Regions from separate parts of the Homo sapiens genome. Here region 2 is linked to region 1. The links are chromatin contacts, found by Hi-C or POLR2A ChIA-PET in ENCODE. All regions are on one chromosome and are shown on one strand. The core of a region is the stretch at or near the end of the contact, and the rest is flanking DNA. Distances in the headings are between cores, read along the strand shown. Region 1 overlaps NTRK3 (neurotrophic receptor tyrosine kinase 3). Region 2 overlaps NTRK3 (neurotrophic receptor tyrosine kinase 3).

Region 1 (3,763 bases), core at 591-3,090:
CCTCTGAAGTTAAGAGCAGAAGTTGTCTTCTTTCTAACTCCAAGCTTTCACTTTTCCTGGAGCTGCCACTCTGGGGAAGAACCAAAGGGGAAGCCTTCATGGATGCTTAGCTAATCAGCCTTTTGGCATATTCTGGTGCCGTCTTTTCCTTCTGCATCCTTGTATCCTAGGTCTAAAGGGGGAGCTGTATGAAGGGTTCCTGGTCTTGGGCTGAGCTTCTAACATCCATGCTTCTTTTGGTGAATGCCAAGTTAACTTGGAGACAATAGAAAAGCTAATGAAGGCCCCTCTGTGAGGGAGCAATCATTAGAAAATAATAATCAGAGACCTCCCAGCACACCCCAAATCACTCACCTTATATTTCTTTCCCTCTGGTCTATCAGAAACCTAAAATGCCTCCCATTTTTGGTGCAAGGTAGATCAGAAAGAAACAAGGGATGTTGTAAGTGAGGCTTAATGAGGCAAATTTGAAAGATGCAGTTAGACCATATTTCCATGGGGAATTTGGTCAGGGGCTTTTTTTTTTTTTTTTTTTTTTTTAAGCTTCGTCTCTTCCATTTTAACCTCTGTCTGAAAGGGTATATTCCCCTTCCCTGGGATAATTTATACTCAGCCAGTCTTTATGAAAGAAAAAAAAATATCCCCAGAGAAGGGAGGAAGTAAAAACAAAACCTGGAAGAAAAGAAAAAAAAATGACACTCTCCTCTAATAAAGAAATTACTGACGTTCTACATTATGAACTGTATTAATTTTTAATGGCTGAGAAAGGAGTTGATTTATAATGCATCCTTCCCGGCTGCAAAGCCTGTCCCCAGCTAATAAATAAATGACAGGTCTCTTGTATTAAAAGTATCCATCATCTTACAGTGTTGGAATGTAAATGGTGAGAGGCATTGAATGAGAGGCCCCTGGGAGGGGGTGTGCCCTGCTGTGCCCAGCTGGAGAAGAGCCTGCCATAGCATTCTGCTTAGTTCTGACACAGCTTAGCCCATTCCTTCATCTTGTTTTCAGCAAAGTGATCCAAATAGCTGCAACTCTTACGGTCCAGGAGAAAGTTCATAAGAAAAGGTGATGGGCCATTTAGGAACAATTCATGATGTAAATTTAAATTCCTGGTGTTTAAGCAAAACTGTCCATGGCTTCTCCTTACATATCCTCAGGGCTTCCTCATTGGCTTCCCATGCATCTCTGGGATTATGTGTTCAGTAGTTCATCCTTTGATGGTGGTCACAGCTCTGGTTAGCCTCTCTATGTCTCTTTAGAAAACAGACAGAACACCTAACATTTGTTTCTGGTTTCAAAGTAATATACAATCACTGAAAATATTTTGAGGAAAATCCAGAAAAGTGAAAAGAAGAAAATAAGAATCATCCCTAATGCCACCCCAAGTGATGAATGCATGACATTTTGCCTTATATGCACAGGCTAATAACATACGCAGACATGTACACATCAACATGGACATGTATAGCACACACAAATGAGATCATATTCTGCATACGGTTTCATAATCTGAATTTGTCATCTAGTAGCCTATCATAGACCTTTATTTCACAATGCCACTATTTTTAATGGCTACATAATACGTGGCCAGGCTATATTCACATTGGAGCCGCTGTAGAGCTGGCGATCAGTCAATCAAGATGCATTCCTTCGTTCTTCATTACAGTGCCAACTCCAGAATAAACATAGTGCAGGAGAAAAACTGAGTACAAAGATGATTTTTGCACAGAGCTCCTAATCTTGGAGCAACTACTATGCTGCAGAGTCAATGCAGTGAGGCTGAGAGATGAACAGAGTGGCATCATCCCCGCATGAGGGAGTCCACACTCCAGCTGGGGAGACAGGCCAGGAAACAGTTCTGGAGATATGAGCATAATGAGATGCCTGCCACAGAGACCCTGCAACTAAAGGGCCCAGTGTGCTTAGAGAGCAGTGGCTTGTTTAAATTAGGGGAGCAGAGGCTTGGGTAAAGGCTCCACAGAGGGGAGAGTGTTTGAGCTAGGACGCTGCGGGGAAACTTGGACTGGCAGAGATGGACAGGAAGGGCCTTCCAGGCCACCGTAGCAGTAGCAGGAGGCAGACAGGGGGCAGGGTTTGGTGGGGGCAGGGCTGGAGGTGAGTGACCAGAGAAGGACTCCCTCCCGGGGTGGAGGGAGCAGGTCTTGTTGATGTATTAAATAGCATAGCTTATTGACACAATAATTACGAATTTATTCGTAGAATTTGCACTTACATAGTCCAGGCCTTTGTTTATCACGCTTGTCACTGTTTCTCAGAAGTAGGTGATGACTAGAGGAGTGAAGAAACTATCAACACTGTAATAAAAAAGGTAAAACAAAGTAGCAAGTTATTCTCTCTGAATTTAGGGACAGTTCCAGGCAGACATAGAGAGACCCCTGTTCCAGAAAGAAGAGAAATGAAACACTCACTGAATATACCTTTCAGCACAGGGAACGTTATGTAGAAAATGAGAGCGATCTAGCAGTTGCTGCCAGCAGGCTCCACTCCCTCTGATTTATTTATATTGTCTTCATAGGCTTATAAAAATGGAAGTTTGCCTAGATTTGGAGACTAACATTTCTATCCTTTCACATATGAATTTATTTCTTGATTTGTTGTGCATATTTCTAAACATAGATCGACCAATGACTTTTGCTTTTGGAAAAATAAAAAAGAAAATCTCGGAGCTGGTGAGAAGAGGAATCAGAGACCGTGTTCCTGCAAAGAACCTGCTCCGGTGTTGCCGGAGAGGTAGGCGGGGAAGCATCCAAGAAGCATTTATTCCTTGAGCACCTGAGAGAGCCTGTTTTTTTGGCAGGTGGAAAAGTGGCAGCCCAAGATCAAGTCCTAGCTGGTCTTGGTTTTATCACCAGTTAGTTGCAGTTGCAATATGATCCTCGCTTATATTTTTGCCTTCAAATCTTGGACCCAAAATTATTCCAGCAATAGGAGTTGGCTGAAAGCTAAGTTTTTCCTTTCCTGCTCTTTAATTCTCATTCACTTAACTTCCTTGTAGAACATAGAAGTTTTTTTAATCTGAAAAATATCTCAGAGATCCAGTGAGACTTATCTTTTCGTTTAGTAGATGAGGAAACTGAGGGCCAAACACATAGTTCAATGATATTAAACTGCATAAGGATTTGGAAGAAGGAACAGGTCTAGGACCAATGGCTGTTGTCTCATGTTTCTCACTCCTGAAACTGTAAGTGGAAATGCAATCTTTTCATTTTCCCCAAAGTTGATGTTTTTTGTTTGGGCCATTTAATAAGGAATGTCTGACAAAAGTGAACTGTCTGACTCAGGTGCAGTAATTGCCACAGAAATTGGTTTTGGTGTCTTTGGGGAATTCTGCAGTTGAACCCAGAAGGCATCCTTATCAAGTAGCGTGTTCCAACACTTTTACAAATTCTAAGAGCCTCAGATATCACTGTTTTCCTTTGGAGCGATATTTTGTTATTTTAGTAAACTTTCAAGGGGCACTGCCACTTTGCTGCACTGGCTTCCTAGTGAGATACAGTGTTACTATCTTAAGTCTTTTTTTAAAAAAATTGAGACAGGGTCTCACTGTATCGCCTAAGTTGGATGGAGTGCAGTGGTGTGATATTGGCTCACTGCAGCCTCAATCTCCTGGGCTCAATCTGTCCTCCCACCTCAGCCTCCCAACTAGCTGAGACTACAGGCGCACCACCACGCCTGCTACCTGGGCTCAGTCAATCCACCTACCTCAGTCCCCCAAAGTGCTAGATTTATAGGCATGAGC
Region 2 (3,763 bases), core at 670-3,169, 230 kb before region 1:
TCTGTCTATACATAACTAGTGACAGCTAGCATCTACTGAGTACATGATAACAATCGTTAGCGTTTCTGAAACACTTACTATGTTCTAGACACTGTGCCAAGCACTCTAAGGCTAATACCTCATTGCAGCCTCACATCAACCCCAATAAGATAAGTACTATTATTAGCCTCATTTTCCAGATGGGGAAACTGAGTGCAGAGAAGGAACTTAACTCACTTAATTTCATGCAGCCAGTAAATGGGAAAGCAGTCTGGCATTTAAATATTAAGCTATACTGCCTATGCTCTTTTGCAATACTCTTATGCATACTAGCATACACATATATATGCACACATGCACACACACACACACACACACAAATATATTACTATTAAGTTAAAAATAAATAAAAGAGTTGATGTAAAAGTCTAGGAGAATCATTTAGTTTACAACATTTCAGTTACTTGGGTGGGAGTTACCCTGGCTGGGATATAAGGGGAAGGCACATAGGATAATTATGGGTGTAGTATTGGCCAAACAGTGTGGCCAACACTGTCCCAGGCAGGCCTCTTAGTAGTGGGGGAGGCTTTTGGTCTCTCCTTCTGACCTGTTCCCAACAGGGAGTTTCTCCTGAAGTTGTGTCTCAGCCACACCCTCTTCCCAGGCCTCCTCATCCACCCCATGATGTCCTGGCCTCTGAGGTCAGGTCAGCCCGCAGCAGAACAGGTGCCAGCTGAGGCTGGCTGAGATTCAGAAAGCTGGTGGCTGGGTCCCAGCCAGCTCCTCTCTGGGCTGAGCCGTGGTCAGCAGGACTATGCCCCTGGTGCTCATGGCCAGCGAGAGCCTGGATGGGAGAGCAGAGGGCTGAGTGGCTTCTCCCAGGTAGAGCTTTGGGGTGCCAGGAGCATTTCTGGGTGCAGAGCAAAAGGGGGGTGTCTAAAGCGCTGGGCAGCTGGAGCTGGAAGCTGATGTTTAGAGCTTCTTTCTGCGTCCTTCCCTGGTCCTCTCCACAATAAGCAGCCTTTATCCCCCCGCGACCTTACCCCGCCTCTCTACCTTCATTGCTCATGGAAGCTCCATCTCTCTCTCCATAGGGATGAGCTCTTAGTGTGGGAGACAGATACAACTTTCTTCTGTGAAACAGCCGAAACTGTGGGGCAGGGTTTGGTGCATTTTCCACGTTTGCTGCTTCTTGGCTGTGTGAGCTTGCTTCATGATCGCTCAGCCACTGGCCTCGCACTTCTGAGAGCTGAGGTCATGGAACTCTCCAGCCCGGCACCCCCGTAGGGTCACTGTCATGTTCAGACCTATGCAATGATGTATTCGCTAGGCTCTGTAAATAATTGGGCACCACGTTGGTTATTTCCTTTTCTAGACTACTGGGAAGATTTCTGAGTTAGAGAGAAGATCAAGACTTTGAACCATAAATTACTAGATCTGGAAAGGGCCTCAGAAAATGTTGGGGCCAAACACTGTTTTACAGAGAAAGAACTTAGGAATCAAGAGAGGTGAATTGATTTGGCCCAATCGCCCAGTGAGTTCCTGGCACAAGGCAGCCCAGAACGAAGGGCCCTGCCTCGCTAGCTGGTGTGGGTCTCCATCCGCCTGTTGGTGTCTGCTCTGGGACTGAGGGGTTCGGGCTTTTACAGGCAGGCGGGGAAAGGAGCTCTTAGAGTGCTGCAGAGAAGAGGAGAACACGAAGGGAGCAATAGTAGCTTCGAAGTCCTAAACCCGGCTACCTGCCGCGGGAAACAGGGCTGCGTGCGTGTATCTGGGGGAGTCTTGGCACAGGCACAAGTGCGTCTCTTCTGTGTTCTGTGCACATCGTGTCTGAGGTCTCTGTAAACAGACCTTAAAAGATTTTGGCTTCCCTCTGCGGCTACACTCCTGGTGGCCACCAGAGGGCAGTGTGGCGCACGAGACGGTCCTGGGCTGATGGCTTCCCAGGGCGGGAGCCGGGCGTGTGGCGCTAGCCTGGTGAGAAGTGCACTGTCAGCCCTGGCTTTCAGAGCATTTCCTGAGCCAGGGCTGAGCAGAGAGGTCAGCTCTCCTCTATGAGGGGCATCTCTCCGCCGAGATGACCCTGCTTCCATTGTATCTCTGCAGTCCAGGGATGTGAGACTCCAGGACCCGGACTTTCTGACTCATGAGCCTTTGGCTTCCTGGGAAGGAGGTGGCTGGGCGAGTGCATTGGATGGAGGAAAGCCACCTGGTGTGCTCTCCTTCCAGCCTTCTCTCAGCAGCAGCAGGAGAGATCAGCACATTTGCACAGAGGGTAATGGGGTGAATGCATGGAAGGTAGCCCAGGAAGACCCACAGGCTTAATAGAGAAGTTGACAGATAGTTTCACTGTGGGGCTAGTATCATGGAGGAAGCGAGCTTTATACAGGCTCTCAGGCTGTCTGATGCCCTGGCTGAAGTGTGGGGGAATCTCTCCCCTCTCCCTGCCCCCACCAACCCAAGCTTGGAAATTACCGGACGACAAGTAGTGCTCAGAAAATAGCAGGTCCTGGCATTGACTAGAGATGAGAGCTTGGCGCCTTCTCTTAACCTCTGCAGATCCCGTGTCTGCTTTAGGAGATAACCATACACAGAGGTGGCTACGAAAGTGCCTTGCAAACCAGGGCCATGGGCCCTGCCTGGACTGGCTGGTTTTGACAGTGCTTCTGAGAGTATCGTTGGCTCGTCTGTCTGTTCCAGGCAGTCTTGTATTTGAGCAGGTGCTGTCTTGTTCCATGCACAAATGAGTGTCCTCCTACTAACAAGGTTATCAGCTTTAGAGACAGGGTCTGCTGCTTTTGGGGTGGGTGTGGAGCTCTCTGGTCTGGGGCCTGTGACTCTTTCTTGAGGGTCTGCTCCCAGCTTCCTGACCTGGGGCTGCAGGCAGTGTTCTCTCTGTTGTGGTCCATCTTTCCCCACTTCCTTATTTCTGATAGCTTTTCAAATCTGGTCCACTGAAGAGAAGGAAAGAAGCTGACATTATCCCTTCTACTGGGCCAGAGATCATTTACATATACAACCCTAATTATTTATGGCAACGACTAAATGAAGCTTTAGATCATGACTCTGCCTCTTACATCCTGAGACCCTGGGCTGGCTACTTGACCTTGTTGATCCTCAGTTTTCTCATATGAAAATAATAAACATAAGGCAGGACTATTATAAGATTTCAATGAGCACGTGTGTGTGTGTGTGTGTAAAACTATTTTCTCTGTCTTCCTATTACTACACCCCAGAACCTCATCCCCACAAGCATAGATACTTTTTATAGCCCTCATCTGTTCTTCTTGCTTCCAGTCTCTCCGCCTCTAGCTCATTTTCCACACCCTAACAGATTAATCTTCTAATCCAGGGTATTTGGTTAGACCAATTCCTGCATCCCGAACTTTTCATGGTCCCTTTGTCTGAGAGGTGGCATGGTGTAGTGGGAAGAGTAGAGGCTTCTTTGGTCAAAAAACTCAGTTTAAATCCTGGCTCTGCCCTGGTATAGGCTTAGGCACATTACTTAACTTTTCTGAGCCTCAGTTTCCTCATCTGAAAAATCTGGTTAGCTATACCCATCTAATAGAGAGGTTGTGAGGGTTGAATGAGATTATGGTAGGTGCCTGGCATGTGATGGCTCCACAGAAGCCAAGCTGGTGAGCAGTCCACAGGAGTCTGTAAGAGGTGATGGGCAGTGACATTTCCAGGTCCTTGAAGAATGGGATTAGAGGAAGTTGCATGAGGGAACTAGCATGTGGACAAAGCTGACGGAGGCAAGAGAAGGACTAAGATGGCATGTATT

Evidence for each region. Hi-C counts contacts between places; a loop is a spot of excess contacts on that map. ChIA-PET counts read pairs that join two places held with the same protein, here RNA polymerase II (POLR2A). Pooled maps may share reads with other maps.
Region 2: a loop to region 1 is called in a map of ascending aorta, with 3 times the contacts of the local background. The contact joins two enhancer-like sites. A Hi-C loop is called at or near these places in 2 of 168 maps with a recorded cell type or tissue (aorta and ascending aorta) and 6 of 50 pooled maps. POLR2A ChIA-PET finds 5 or more read pairs at or near these places in 1 of 52 experiments (AG04450).

The regions. Positions count from the first base shown.
Region 1 is chr15:88,013,734-88,017,496 of GRCh38, reverse strand. All of the region lies in intron 14 of NTRK3 (neurotrophic receptor tyrosine kinase 3), which reads left to right. Among named protein-coding and RNA genes, the nearest start is that of MIR11181, 69 kb to the right of the region's middle. Within about 2 kb of position 1,840, at least 5 of the 41 ENCODE cell types and tissues checked have a DNase peak (open chromatin) inside an H3K27ac peak, as active enhancers do; they include ascending aorta, where a contact is called at or near this core.
Region 2 is chr15:88,245,112-88,248,874 of GRCh38, reverse strand. All of the region lies in intron 3 of NTRK3 (neurotrophic receptor tyrosine kinase 3), which reads left to right. Among named protein-coding and RNA genes, the nearest start is that of NTRK3-AS1, 5.7 kb to the left of the region's middle. Within about 2 kb of position 1,919, at least 2 of the 41 ENCODE cell types and tissues checked have a DNase peak (open chromatin) inside an H3K27ac peak, as active enhancers do; they include ascending aorta, where a contact is called at or near this core.